Linked DNA regions of Homo sapiens: regions 1, 2, 4 and 5 are each linked to region 3. Evidence: chromatin contacts called from ENCODE Hi-C data. All regions are on one chromosome and are shown on one strand. Each heading gives the region's core, a stretch centred on a gene start or an enhancer-like site at or near the end of the contact. The rest is flanking DNA. Distances are from core to core; before and after follow the strand shown.

Evidence for each region. Hi-C counts contacts between places; a loop is a spot of excess contacts on that map. Pooled maps may share reads with other maps.
Region 1: a loop to region 3 is called in a pooled map, with 8 times the contacts of the local background. The contact joins the promoter of ARPC5L here to the promoter of DENND1A in region 3. A Hi-C loop is called at or near these places in 7 of 50 pooled maps.
Region 2: a loop to region 3 is called in a pooled map, with 6 times the contacts of the local background. The contact joins the promoter of MIR181A2HG here to the promoter of DENND1A in region 3. A Hi-C loop is called at or near these places in 6 of 50 pooled maps.
Region 4: a loop to region 3 is called in a pooled map, with 9 times the contacts of the local background. The contact joins the promoter of NR6A1 here to the promoter of DENND1A in region 3. A Hi-C loop is called at or near these places in 8 of 50 pooled maps.
Region 5: a pooled map shows a loop between it and region 3 (4-fold over the local background). The contact joins the promoter of ZBTB26 here to the promoter of DENND1A in region 3. A Hi-C loop is called at or near these places in 1 of 37 single-sample maps with no recorded cell type and 7 of 50 pooled maps.

What each region holds. Positions count from the first base shown.
Region 1 is chr9:124,860,806-124,863,505 of GRCh38, forward strand. It overlaps ARPC5L (actin related protein 2/3 complex subunit 5 like), which reads left to right and starts at 1,325. Exons shown (of 6, transcript NM_030978.3): 1 at 1,325-1,593. It overlaps RPL35 (ribosomal protein L35), which reads right to left and starts at 1,152. Exons shown (of 4, transcript NM_007209.4): 1 at 1,105-1,152; 2 at 614-750. The coding sequence starts at 1,107. RefSeq lists enhancers at 653-1,276, 712-761, 802-911, 1,352-1,571 and a silencer at 1,062-1,331.
Region 2 is chr9:124,657,186-124,659,885 of GRCh38, forward strand. It overlaps MIR181A2HG (MIR181A2 host gene), which reads left to right and starts at 1,251. Exons shown (of 2, transcript NR_038975.1): 1 at 1,251-1,556. All of the region lies in intron 2 of NR6A1 (nuclear receptor subfamily 6 group A member 1), which reads right to left. RefSeq lists enhancers at 1,298-1,417, 2,239-2,288.
Region 3 is chr9:123,928,764-123,931,463 of GRCh38, forward strand. DENND1A (DENN domain containing 1A) reads right to left here and starts at 1,363. Exons shown (of 24, transcript NM_001352964.2): 1 at 1,126-1,363. The coding sequence starts at 1,142. RefSeq lists enhancers at 220-299, 235-920, 550-749 and a silencer at 1,100-1,589.
Region 4 is chr9:124,769,958-124,772,657 of GRCh38, forward strand. NR6A1 (nuclear receptor subfamily 6 group A member 1) reads right to left here and starts at 1,354. Exons shown (of 10, transcript NM_033334.4): 1 at 1,063-1,354. The coding sequence starts at 1,162. It overlaps LOC124900274 (a long non-coding RNA gene), which reads right to left and starts at 523. Exons shown (of 2, transcript XR_007061773.1): 1 at 1-523. LOC107987126 (a long non-coding RNA gene) reads left to right here and starts at 1,400. Exons shown (of 2, transcript XR_001746926.3): 1 at 1,400-1,816. RefSeq lists silencers at 54-303, 844-1,423 and enhancers at 1,136-1,703, 1,494-1,753.
Region 5 is chr9:122,930,113-122,932,812 of GRCh38, forward strand. It overlaps ZBTB26 (zinc finger and BTB domain containing 26), which reads right to left and starts at 1,400. Exons shown (of 2, transcript NM_020924.4): 1 at 1,325-1,400. It also overlaps a transcript of RABGAP1 not described here. RefSeq lists a silencer at 1,172-1,511.

The sequences.
Region 1 (2,700 bases), core at 75-2,574, 930 kb after region 3:
CCTCTACTAAGGTTGTTTGGGGGCAAAGAGGGCAACCACCATTTTTTTTTTTTGGAGACAGGGTCTCACCTGTCAACCAGACTGAAGAGCAGTGGCCCCATCATAGCCTCCCAACTCCTGGGCTCAAGTGATCCTCCTGCCTCAGCCTCCAGAGTAGCTGGGACTACAGGCCTGTACCACCACACCCATCTAATTTTTTTTTGAGAAGTGGACTTTGTACCCAGGTTGATGAACTCCAAACCCATGTTCCTTTCACAAGTCTCCCGCACTCTTAGCCATGTAAAATAACTTACGCTGCCACTCCAGGGTGCAAGCCACCCACCTGCCAAGGGGGTTAAAAACTCAAGTGTTGGTGGGAAGCGGAAGGAAGGGGTCCGGGTAGGCTTTGAAGGCAGCATTAAGATGGGTCTCCGGGGATGCATTCCAGGCACAAGGACCGCAAGGTCAAGGCAGGTAAGAGGCTAAGCACACAACGGGTCTCCCATGCGCGCCAGGATGCACGGAGTGGGCATCTAAGCGGCCAGCTCCTTAAGCCAACTTTGAAATCCTCCGACGATCCCGATGCACACGTGCTCCCCACCCACGAGGGCTGTGATCCGGCCGCCTCACTTACATCTTAGAGAGCTTGGAGGCCGCACCGCCTGTCACTTTGGCGACGCGCAGCTGGGACAGCTCCACCTTCAGGTCGTCCAGCTGTTTCAGCAGCTCCTCCTTCTTCTTCCCGCGAAGATCTCGAGCCTTGATCTTGGCCTGCGCGCAAGAGAGAGTGTGCCTCAGCCAGGCCGCGGGGCCATATCCCCTTCACCTGCGTGGCCAGCCCCCAAAGGCGCGCGACTCGCCATCGACTACGAGTGCGCCGGAGCCCCAACCAGGGCTCAGGACAGTCTCCCTCGCCGGCCGTGCCTTGGGCAGAGTAACCCAGGCCCGGGCCGCGCGCCTCTCCCGGCGCCAAGCGAAGAGGCGGGTTGTGGTGGCGCCAGACCATTCTGCGCGGCGCCCCACAGGCCTAGGTGGCAGATAGAATCCGCGGGCTCAGCCCGCACCGCCTTCCCCAACCCCCGCGCCTCACAGCGCTCGGATGGCGCCCGATTCCGCAGCTCTCACCATTGCTGCACAAGCCGCCAACGCCGCCGCCCGCTCCGAGGGAAAGAGGAAGTAGGCGGGGCTGACCTCCGCAACTACTGCCGGGTGGCGGCGGGCGCGGCCAATGGCGCCGCAGCGGGGGAGCCCCGGCTCCGCCTCATCTCCCCCGCCCCCGAGGAACGCCGTGGTACTGCCCGCCCCGCCTGGTAGGGCCGGAGCCCCGCCTTGTAGTGCTCGCCTCATTCACGGCACCCCTGATAGCGAGGTCGGCGTCACGGTGTAGGCGCGCAGTTGGGGAAACCGAGGCCCAACGTGGGCGGCAGCTACCAGAGATGGCACACGGAGGACTCAAATTCGTCCATTCAGTCATTCGTTCATTCATTCCTTCGGGAAACCTTGCAGATCTCCCAATCTGGGCAACTCTGAGCTGGGCGCCAGTAGTCTGGGGGTGCTGACGGGAGGAGGGGCCAGAGTTTTCAAAGACGATTAACCGAGGCTCACGTCGCGGAGGAATTTAAAGCGCGAGATGGACGGGAGGGGCGGGCTCAGGCAGTTATAATCCAACTCCATAAAGGTTCTGGGGAGGCAGTATATGGAACTGCAAAGAGCATTTACACCTTTTTTTTTTTTTTTTTTTTTGAGACAGAGCTTCATTCTGTCGCCCAGGGTGCCAGGCTGGAGTGCAGTGTCGCGATCTCGGCTTACTGCAACCTCCGCCTCCCGGGTTCAGCGATTCTCCTGCCCCAGCCTCCCGAGTAGCTGAGTAGCTGGGATTACAGGCATGCACCACCACGCCTGGCTAATTTTTTGTATTTTTAGTAGAGACGGGGTTTCGCCATGTTGCCCAGGCTGATCTTGAACTCCTCAGCTCAGGTGATCCCCTCGCCTCGGCCTCCCAAAGTGCTGGGATTACAGGCGTGAGCCACCACGCCTGGCCCCAGCCTTTATTTATTTTTTTTATTTTTTAATTTTTTTTTTCAGACAGGGTCTCGCTCTGTCACCCTGGCTGGAAGGCATGGCGCGCTCTCCGCCCACCAAAACCTCCGCTTCCCGGGTTCAAGCAGCCCTCCCACCTCAGTCTCCCGAGTAGCTGAAACTACAGGCACAAGCCACCAGGCCTGGCTAATTTGTTTATTTTTTGTAGAGCTGTTGCCCAGGGTGGTCTCCTGGGCTCAAGCAATCCGCCCTCCTCGGCCTCCCAGAGTGCCTAGGATTACAGGGGTTAGCCACCTCGCCTGGCCATACAGCCTTTTTTATTTTTATTTTATTTTTTATATATTTTTTGAGATGGAGTCTGGCTCTGTCGCCTAGGCTGGAGTGCAGTGGCGCGATCTCGGCTCACTGCAACCTCCACCTCCCGGGTTCAAGAGATTCTCCTGCCTTGGCCTCCCCAGTAACTGGGACTACAGGTGTGTGCCACTACACCCAGCTAAATTTTTGTATTTTTAGTAGAGACAAGGTTTAGCCAGGCTGGTCTCAAACCCCTGACCTCAAGTGATCCACCCGCCTCAGCCTCCCAAAATACTGGGATTACAGGTGTGAGCCACTGCGCCCGGCTAGTACAGCCTTTTTTAAAGTGAACCTGACCAGGTTTCAAATTCTTGCTCTGCTGCCAAG
Region 2 (2,700 bases), core at 1-2,500, 730 kb after region 3:
CTTTTCTCGGGTTAAGACAAGAGAATAATTCTGGGGTAGTCCTCATATGGAAGGTGCTGCATAATATAGTCAACATCTAAAAAATTCCAAGTACAAACATCCAAACCCAAAATTTACAGCAAAAGAGACAGATGGAATTATTTCAACAACTGTGAGAAAGGCAAGAAATAAACAGAACTATTGGTATGTTTAAGTATCAATTTAGGACTCTATAAGCTAATTTCTAAAGAGACAAGAAAGTCCACGGAAAAAAATGATTGGTCCATGTAGAGTAGATTTCATATATCAGAGTCAAGGTCTCACAAAACAACTTTACTGTTTTGAAACTTTAAAGAAGTGTCAACTTGCATTAAATAAACAAAGCAACTGCCATGTACTAAACAAAAATGTCACAAATGACAGTCCTGTATAATGACCTGGTTTCCCAGTGGCTCAGAAAGATGGAAAATAAACCCCAAGGACCCTAGTTCAGACAGACTGAAGAGAGCAGACCGTGGCTGTCTTGCATGATTAAAGGCTATGTCACAGCTCAGTAGGGTCCATGCTTTCATAGCTTCCCCCCCCCAGCAACCCCTAATGTGACTAGGACTGGGACAAGAGTGACAGTCTCACAAAGGGGATAAAAAGACATAAAGCTTCTTCCTCATACATCCAAACACTCCAGAATCTAAAACTTCACTTCTCTGTTGTCCATCTATCCAATTTTCATTAAGAGCAATTTATATCATATAGAGGCTTCAAAGTCAAATATGCCACTTTTATTTTTACCTTATCAAACCTATAAAATCAAGACCAAGGGTTGGTCTGGATATGAAGCTTGGTTAGGATCACAATAAATTTTCAAATCAAATAATTGGTTTCAGTTAGAGCCAAGTTTATCAACAATAGGGTGATTTAGGATTCAGGAAAAATCGGCTGCCTATTTGTATTTCAGAAAGACTAGTATTTCTTCTGACACAAGTAGAGAGGTGTAAGCAACCTCTGGGTGGGTAATGCCACCAAACAAAAGCAACACCTTCAAAGTCTCTCAGTGACTAGAGGCAGCCAGACACTCAAACTGCCAGTCCTGAATTACGGCCTCTGAATGGTGAGGGCTTCACATTTCACCGATCAGGGCACAGCCCAATCAGAAGACAAACCCCTGCACTGCCAGGGACCAGCAAATCCGCTTTCTTCCAGTGTGCACATGACTAAATGTGCTTCTGTCCATCATCTGGGTCATATATAGTTCAATGCGAGCTGAGCAGACAGGGCTGCAAGGAAATCTGGCGCGGTTCAATACCTCGTCTAGCCTGGGTTCCAGTATCTAATTTTTTTTTTGTTTTAACTGACAAACTCATTTCTCTACTGGGACAGGATGCTGTGCTGGCTGGAAGTTCCATTTCTACAGCAAGAATCCTATCTGGAAACACAGAAGTTGTCCTCTAGCCACAGCAGCTCGAACTTTTTTGATTGTCGTTGCTGCTTTCTCCCATCACCCCCATCCCCTTTTGACAAAGATCCAACTGTAAAAAGTCTTACGTAACAGTTCAGGACTACTTCGGTTCTTTTACTGGGTAAGCACTTTCAATTTTTTTTTTTTAACTAAAAGCCATTTTAAAATTGAATCTGTTGAGGGGCTTGACTAAAATCTTTTAAGTAATTTGTGTAATGGAATACTGTCAGTGGATTTTTTCGTCTCATTTCTGCACGTGCTCCTTTGTTCTCAGAACAGAAGCTTTTTATACACATCCCATAACGCAGCTGGAGAGAGTTATGAAGTCAGTTATTATAAGGAACACAAAGGTTGCTTTCCATTCTTTGCCTTTAGATAATTAATTTTTTTGTTTTCTTAAAATGGAGTATTTAAAGAAGGAAGAAATTCACAAGAAATAAACTGTTGGAGAATTTAGAAAAGTTTGAAGTTTTTACCACCTTTTCTATCTCTAGTTTTGTGTGGCCAAACACTTGTGCCGCCTGGGGCGGTGGGGGTAGAGGCAAGCATAGACAGAGAGGAACTAAGCCAGACATGGACAAAGGCACGAGCCAAAACCAGACAGTCCTGGCCGTTCGATAGGCCAGCAGTGGGTGAGACAGGTCAGCCAGCTGCAGGGGCGGGAGCGGGGGGGCGGGTAGGGACATGGATGTGTGAGGTGCTCATGCGTGCGATCGTGACTAGATTCTGAAACTGCCAGCCATTTTCCCAGCTCCGCTTTGTGCAATCTAAAGGAATGCATCCCCTCTGAAGCAGTCTTGCCAGAGCCTAGTGAGGGAGAGAAGTATGGTAAATACCACAACATATGGAATCAGAAAATACCGGGAACTGGAGTGGGCAAGGGGGAATGCAGAGGGTGTGGAAATTTTTTAGTGATCTGGAATGTGTTGAGTGACAGGAAGTGCCCCAAGCTTCTCCCCCACCAACTCTTCTCAGTCGCGCCTGCTTTTGTCTAACTCTTGTAATCTACACACTACTGCTTACAAAGCTGTCTGAGTTTAAGACAAAAAGAAACCTAAAAGTCTCCTTACTTCATAGTACCTGTGATATGGAAGGAATGTAAAAGCATGACCCTTTAAGCCTATGGACATTTTTTCAGGTATACAGGAGAAAGATAAAATAATTTTCCACAGAAAAATGAGAATTATGAATTATATAGTTCAGGTTCCAAATCTAATTTTTAAAAGAATTCTGATTCTGCTACACTTTACAAATGCTTAGGTTGG
Region 3 (2,700 bases), core at 113-2,612:
ATTAGTTTCACCCTTAAGGCCCTTCTCCTTTCAAACTTCCCTAGTACAATTCTCAAAATGCTGAAATAAACACATTCCACAAACTTTCTTGTAAGAGGGTTTAAAGTGTCCTAGGAAAGTTGTTTTACAGAAAAGCCTATGCTGTCAACTTTGCTTTTTAATGCCCTTAAACAATTCTATTAGTCACAGAGGAAAAAGTGAACATTTGTTAGTAATTAGAGATAAAACATCTCCAGTTCTGGGGCAGAGGAAGGGAGAGGCCACAAGAGGACCTGGCTGGGAGGGGAGATAGAGTCGAAAGCCACACACCCAAATTGGACCGCTTAAGAGTTGCACTTTCCAAAGTCAACTTCTAAGTCTACAAGGACAGCAACAATGTTTCAGTGGATTCTGAAGTTACATGTATCAACAATTTCCCCGGAAAGCTAACCCTCCACCGGGAACTCCAGGTGAATGAATGAGTGAGGGAATTCGCCAGATTGAGTTACAAAGCCTTTCCAACGATTATCAAGAGCAGGTGCTCGGTTACAACACAGAGGTATCCTCCTTCACAGCCTTTGGACCTTGCTGCGTGGAGATTTTCACAGATAAGAGGGGGGAAATAGAGAGACAGGCCTTCCTCCCCGGCCATCCACACCTTAGGTGGCCACACCATGAGCGGCCCCTCCCTCTAAGAACCTCACGCGACTTCTGTGGGGGCCGCAGGCCTCAAGCGGCCAGGCTGCAACCTCTCCGGACCTGCCAACTTTCAGGGGCGCCCCAAACATGCCCAAACATGGGGAGGTGCTTCCGGGGCTTTCCCACTCCCCTTCCCCACAGTTGAAGGACCATTTTCAGGGGCTCTCCGTAAACCCGGGGAGGGGGCCGCCCTGTAATCTCAGCTGTTCCGACCCCCAGGTGAGGAGGGGACACCTGACCCCCGGCGCCCTGCCACCCCGCGCGCACCCCGCCCCCGCGCCTCCCTGGATCGCCATAGCAACCGTCCCCCTCCCCGCGTGCCGGCGTCACGCGGGGCGCCCCTCTGGTCTCGGCAACAAGTCCCCCGCGCGGCCCGCGGCCTGCAGCCCTGGCCCGGCCTCGCCGCCCCGCGCCCGGCCCGGCTCCGCCCGGCCCGGCCGCACTCACTTGATCCTGGAGCCCATGGTCCCCAGGCCTCCTCATGGGCCCGCGGGCCCCGCTCGGCGCTGCGCTGCCCGCCCGCCCGCGGCCGACCGGCCTCCCTCTGGCGCTCTCCCCGCCCCTTCCTCCCTTCCCTCAGGCTGGGGCCCGCCCGCTCGAGGCTCGCTCCCTCGCCGCCGCCGCCGCCTCCAGGGGTTAATGTACTCGCTCCAGCCCGGCGAACGCCATGGTCGCCGGCGCGCGTGCCCGGCGCGCGCCGCCCCCTCCGCCTCTCACCACCGCCCCTCCCGCCCGCGCTGCCGCCGCCGCTGCCCGCTGGGGCTGCTGGGAAGTGTAGTCCGCTCGCGGGGGCGGGGCCGTGGCCGGTGGGGGCGGGGCGGGAGCGCGGTCACCCGCACGTCTCCCAGGGCGCGGGCCCCGGAGGACTCTGGCGTTCCGTTGCAGGCCCTTACACATCTGCACCCCACTGCGCCCCGCTGGAAACCTCCACTCACAGCCGCCCTGAAGAGACCCTAATCCTCTCATGGAGACCCCAAGCCCTCCCGATGAAACCGCCACCAATCCTCCCATTGGAGGCCTCCCACCCAGCCTCTCTAACGGAGAGCTAATCCCCCGCCCAGGCCTCCATGAAAACACGTTTTCCCTTTAACATCCCGCACCTTCCAGTAAGTTCCGTGCAGAACCTCTTCTCCATCACACCGTCCACTTCCCCATCTGAAGGCCTTTCCTCTTCCTTTCCCCTTAGAGCTTGAAGGAGACCCCACATACCTACAGGAAAGCCACCTGGGGGCTTCGTGGACCCACGTGGTGGCTCAGCTCTGCCCTCCCGCTGAGGACCTCTGCCTCCCTTTATCAGCCGTTTTGGGAACTCCAACATCGAAGCCTCCTGTTAACACAACAGTCCCTGATAGAGATTAACTCAATGCAAATGAAAGGATTTGAGAGCCGAGATCACCAGCCTGCTACCTACCCCTGCTCCCCCTTGGGATTCACTTCCATGAACACCTCAATTTCATCCCCTCTAGGGCCAGAGGGATCATAAAGGAAGCAATAATCACAGCTACCATTAGCCACCCTTTAATGAGCGGGTGAGTGCCCTTTCTGCATCAGACACAGTATTTCCGTACATCATTAGTGCCAATCCTCACAATAATCCTGTGTTCATCTCCCTAATTTACAAAGAGGAAACTGAGCCACATTCCCAAGGTCACATAACTAGCAACGAGTGAAGAAGCCAAGATTAGTGTCCAGACTGAATCATTCCAGACACCTGTGACATAGTCATGCTTTAAGGTGGCACCTTTGGCCACAAGTCCAAAGACATTTTTAATATTAGGCTTTTTTTCCTTTTTTTTTTTTTTTTTCCAATTTTCTGTCCCGAAATGCCATTCATCACTTCTGCCATTTTAGTTCTTATAAATGCATGGAGTGCCTCCCCACCCTACCCCCACCCCATAGCCTCTACGTAACTGGTCCTGCGTCCTAGCTCCCGGCCAGGATGGGAGGAAAGAAAGCCAGAAGATAAGTCGTAGAAGACTTCTTCTGTTGGAGTCACCTTCTGAATAAAGATAGTTTCTCCCT
Region 4 (2,700 bases), core at 104-2,603, 840 kb after region 3:
CAGATACAAATAAAACACCCCGCAGGGGGAGGGAGCGAAGGGGAGGAGGGCGAGGAAGCCCCGAGGAACCTGAGGACCCGGCCCGGGCGAGGGGGCGAGGGACGAGCGGTAGGAAGGGCCGGGCCAGGTGAGGGATTCTCAGCTCCCAAGGTCCCGGATCGGGACAAGAAAGAGGAGAACTGAGACTAAGAGGTGGGGACCGGGACCTGCCGGGCAGAAGCCGGGAGGAGGCAGGTGTCCGGGGCCCCGGGGCGGGCTGGAGCCCTCGGCCAGGGAAAGCCGTTGCCTGGCGGAGAGGGGAGCTGAGCAGGGGCGGAGACCGGCCAGAGCGCGCGGGGCGTTGAGGAAGGTGAGGCGCAGGGGAAGCAGGAGGCGCGAAGGGGTCCGAAAAAGGAAACGACTGGGGGATGTCTAGCGAACGGGGGTTCGGCAGAGGTGGGGGGCTCGTAGTATTCAAGGAAGAACGCTCGAGGCTGCAGAAGAGGAAAACGCTCTAGAAAGCTGAGCGGTACAAGGGTGCTGTGGAGTCGGGTCAACAGGGCAAGAAGGGAGCGTCCTCGGTGGGAGGAGGAACCCCTGTAGGGGAAAAGAGAGGCTCTGCGTTAAGGGAACCCGAGTGAGGGGATGCCCCCACTGACGGACCGCGGTGGGGACTTCCAACCTGAGGAGCCCGGGGGGAGGGGAAGGTTCGGTGCTGGGAAGACAGGGGGAGGGGACCCGGGGGGAGGAGGGAGGATTGGTGCTGAGGGGACGGGGGGAGGGGAAGCCTGTGCAGAGGGGACGGGGGGAGGGGGAAATGAAGCTCGGTGCCCAGGGACCCGGGCAGGGGGAGGGTCCGCGCAGAAGGGAACAGGGACGAAGGAGGAGGATCCACCCTGAGCGAGACCGGGGAGGAGAGGGAGGGTCCGCGCCAACGGGGAACGGGGTGAAGGGCCACCCTAAGGGGCCGCGGGGCCGCTGCGGCTTCCCAGGGCGAGGGTCGGCAGAGAGGAGGGGGATCCCTGGCGGAGGCTCAGGAAGCCGGTTCCTGCCTGGCCCGGGCGTCGCAGGCCCCTCACCCACCGTTGCGCGGCGGCGGAGGGAGCGCGGCGGGAGGCTCCAGGAACCCCGCCGAGCCCCCGCCGCCTCCCCCTCCGCTAGGCGGCGGTTCGTCCCGCTCCATGCGGTGGTGCCTAGGGTCCGCGCCGGGTTTGTTGCTCCGCCATGACCGGCGCCCTAGTCGCCGTGGTCGTCGTCCGCCGAGGGGAGGAGGTTGTCAGGAGCCCGCGAGCTCCCGGCCGCGGCTCTCTCTGGGCCCCGAGCCGCCCGGCTCCGCGCCGCTCCGCGCCCCTCCGCGCCGCGCCCCCTCAGCACTGGCCAGCTCCCTCCCCTGACGTCACACGCCGCTGCCGCGCAAGGCCCTGCGGGGCACGCTGGAAGTTGGAGTCCGCTCAGCGAGGCCGGCCACGCCGACCGCACCAACTGAAGGGGTGGAAGGAGGGATAAGAAGTCCTGAGAAGGGAAAGCTAAAGTCTGTCAATATCAAGAACCATGACAAAGCGTTTGATGTCTATGTAGTAAGCGGATACTTCCGGGCCTTGTCTTGATTGTGATTTCTACCTGATCAAAGTTCCCTAAGAGTCCTCGTAACCCCCCACCCCAACAATGAGTCTTTGCGAGGAGGTGGATCGCGAGGCAGCCGGGTGAGCACGTGCAACGAAGCCCAGCCCTGTGGGCGGGGCCCTGGAGGCGGGGCTTGAAGGTACTCACGTGGGCCTCTCCCTGCCGCTGCGGGACAAATTGGACCGGAGATTAAAGGACCGGAGTTTAACTCGAGGTGACTGCGTTCGTATGCAAATGGAATATATAAAACTCTTCTTTCCGGGGTAGTCTTTAAAGACTTTTTACCTCCGGGTGGGCGGCAAAGACTAAAGTTTCCCCTCCTCCCCTTTCATTTTCCCCCTGCCCATAGAACAGATGGGCAAACTAAGCTCCGGGCCATTGGGGCTATTAAAGAAAGCCCTAGGCTCTTGACCCCAGGTGTCTTGAAACCTTCCGTTTAAGAGGGATCCCTTGCCCAGCCTTGTTTGCCTTCCCCTTTCCTCAGTTTCCCTATCTGTAAAAGGGGGTTGGAATAAGGACAGGATCAAGTTGGAAGATCGCAAACCCCTGCCCCTCCCACCTCAGTTTCCCGAAGCTTTCCGGAAGCAAAATCCCGAATTTTGCAGCGGCTCCCGGCCGAATCCACCCGCTGCGGCCACCAGGTGGCGCGCGGCCACCGGTCACTAGGCCCGCCGGGGTGTCCGTCTTCGGCGACCCCATCGGGAAAGGATTTCGCTGCTGCCGCCAAGGGTCTAAGGCCTACCTGGCCCACTTGAAGACAAAGAACGAGAACGTTGGTGCTTTGCCCACTTCTGCTCTGCCGGATTATGCTGCAGCTTCCTCGGTGGCCGCTCATTCGCCCTCTCCTGCCCCACCCGCCCCACCAATCCCTTAGCCCTTTTATTTTTTTTTTGCCTAATTTTAAGTCCTCGTCCTGGCATTCGCATCCCTGCTTGGCCTGACCCTTGCCCACATTTCGCACCATACCCCGTCCCTCACCTGCTACGAAAGTTGCAACGCTTCTCTGCACTTGGGGGCAACTGGACCTTACCAACCCTGGTGAAACTGTATTTCATACGTAATCTGGGAGACTTACATTAACGCTCTGCCGTCTAAACC
Region 5 (2,700 bases), core at 150-2,649, 1.0 Mb before region 3:
GCTACAATGTTTAGGCTGAGCTAAAGATTTGCATTTCCAACTCCATGCTGGACAGCTCTATGTGTCTGTCTCATTAGACCTTTAATTCAACATGTCCAAAAAATGAATTCATAATCTACACTAAGCTTATGGCTTTATTTCTGATAATGGCATTACCATCCTTCAGCTCAGAGGTCTAAAACCTAAGAATTAGATTTGGTCCCTCACACTTCTTCAGCATTCAGTTAATTATGGAGTCTTGACATAATCATCTCCAGTATATTTGTCTCCTTACCAATGACACCATTATAACTTATTTCAGGAATTTTTTGCCTCTCACTAGGCTGATCCCATTACCCCTTCAAAAGAATCTCCGATAAGCGTTCCTAACTTTTAGCTAAATGTCTAAATGCAGTTAATAGAAAGTCCCTTCTCTATGGGCTTTCTACAGAACAAAATGATTTCCTGCAGTGCAAATCTGACCATATCAATATTCTGTTCCGAACTCTTCAAAAAACTACCCATCTCCTTTAGGATTACACCATTCACCATCTGGACCTCGGTCGACTTTCCCAGTCTCATATCCATTCTGTGCATAGGAGTCCCCCCATTTCCTCCTCTTCCCACACAAGTTATGCTCAGTCATTTCTCCACAGTATTGCAACTGTCTTCCCTGAAAAACTCTTCAACACTTTACTCTCTCCAAGTACAATTCAGACATCACTTTCTTTCTAAAGCCTTCTCAGCAACGGCCCCTTGAGCAATTAACACATATGTGACTGATACATACATACATATATATACACATAGGAGTACTTATTTGTTCAGATCTGGCTCCCAAACTTAATCCCGAAAACTGGAACAATATCTTGCCAATCTCCAGTGTCTGGTATAGCGCCAGTAATATAAAAGGTGCTGCGACCAGTGGCCAAATAGGGGAAAACCCCAGCAAAAGGGTAACCTAGCACTCACAGTGGTTCTCAAAGACTGGCACTGAATGCCTGGTCTTGGGCTGGCTCCCGAGGCTCGTTTTCTTAGGGCCTCACCTCTGGCACTTCTTATAAGATGCCAGAGTCAGGCCCCCAAGCCAACTGCTGGGCCCTCAGCTGGGGTCCTATGAGGCGGTCCCAGGGGCATCCTCAGGCTCCCCACTCCAGTCACAGGGAAGGGAAAGGGGCGGGGCGCAGCGTGGGCCGGGCCAAGGGCTCCTCAAGTCCCCAGGGGCCTAGGCCAGCCTCTCGGCTCCCATCCCAGTGCAGGTCCCGGTTGATCCAGGGCCCCAGGGGGGTTCCATTTTGAGACACCCCGCACCCCAGCCCGCCGCTCCGGCCGTCTCCGCACTTACAGACCCGGGGGAAGGCCGCCGTCAGGATCCGGCACCGCCAGGAGCTCCGGCCCCTCGGGGCTCCGGGAAGGGGGAGGGGCAAGGAACCCGAGCCAAAGGGGGACCCAACGGAACCGGAAGGGCAGCCCTGGCCGGACAAAGACAACTTCCAGGTCCCATGGTCCTCTCCGCCAATCGGAAGGCTCGGAGGACAACAGGGGCCCCGAGAGGGAATTTCTGCGTTGTGGGCGGGGCGCAGACGGAGGGCACCGTACTCTGGGCACTAGCTTCACTGCCTACTACCCCGAGGTGCCTTAGCTCGTAAGCGTCTGTGGCTCAGGCCCTGTGCGCCTCGCAGGGACCCGCTGCTCGGGACCCCCGTCTCAGCGGCTCTTCTGTAGCTGGGCCTAGACGGTCCGCTGCCTCCTTGGGCCTGAAGGGCTCCTCTGCACTTAAACTTTGGTAAGTCTTTTTAGCCTAGGGGTGTAGACTCGTCGCGCGGGAGCCCGAAGAGCAGAAAGCTCTCCCCTCACTTTTGGATGTGTTTTTCAGGGTTCTTGCCTTGGAGTTCTTCCTAGGGCAAACTCTTGCACTCCCATGGCTTCCGTTACCTACTTCATGCTGACCATTCACAACCCAGGCAGCTACATGGACGAGATCTCCAGCTGTCCTGATGTGAAAGTACCTTTTAATGATCTCAAGTTCATCTCATCTCCTATCCAGACCGGAAAACTTGAGGATCCTTCTAGAGTTCTTTTCCTTGCCAATCCAGTTTACTGGTTTTTGACCATTCTTTTCGTTTTTGGTGGTGGTGAGGGGCTTTTTATTGAGGTAAAACATGCGTAATGTTTATTACTTTAATCATTTGTAAGTGTAAAACTTGATGGTCTTGAACTCTGGAGTTAAAGTGATCCACCCTCCTCAGCCTCCCAAAGTGCTGGGATTACATGTGTGAGCCACTGCTCCCAGCCTTTCCCTCTTTTTAATGTAGTTATTTACAACTATACATTTCACTTTGATCACTGTTTTCACTACAGCTCATAAGTTTTTGTATGTTGTGTTATTTTCATTCATTTCTAAGTATTTTCTAATTTCCCTTTTGATTTCTTCTTCTTTTTTTTTCTTTTTTTTGAGATGGAGTTTCGCTCTTGTTGCCCAGGCTGGAGTGCAATGGTGTGATCTCGGCTCACCGCAACCTCCGCCTCCTGGGTTCAAGCGGTTCTCCTGCCTCCGTCTCTAAAGTAGCTGGGATTACAGGCATGCGCCACCACACCGGGCTAATTTGATATTTAGAGATATGGAGACGTGGTTTCTCCGTGTTGGTCAGGCTGGTGTCGAACTCCCGACCTCAGGTGATCCACCCGCCTTGGCCTCCCAAAGTGCTGGGATTACAGGTG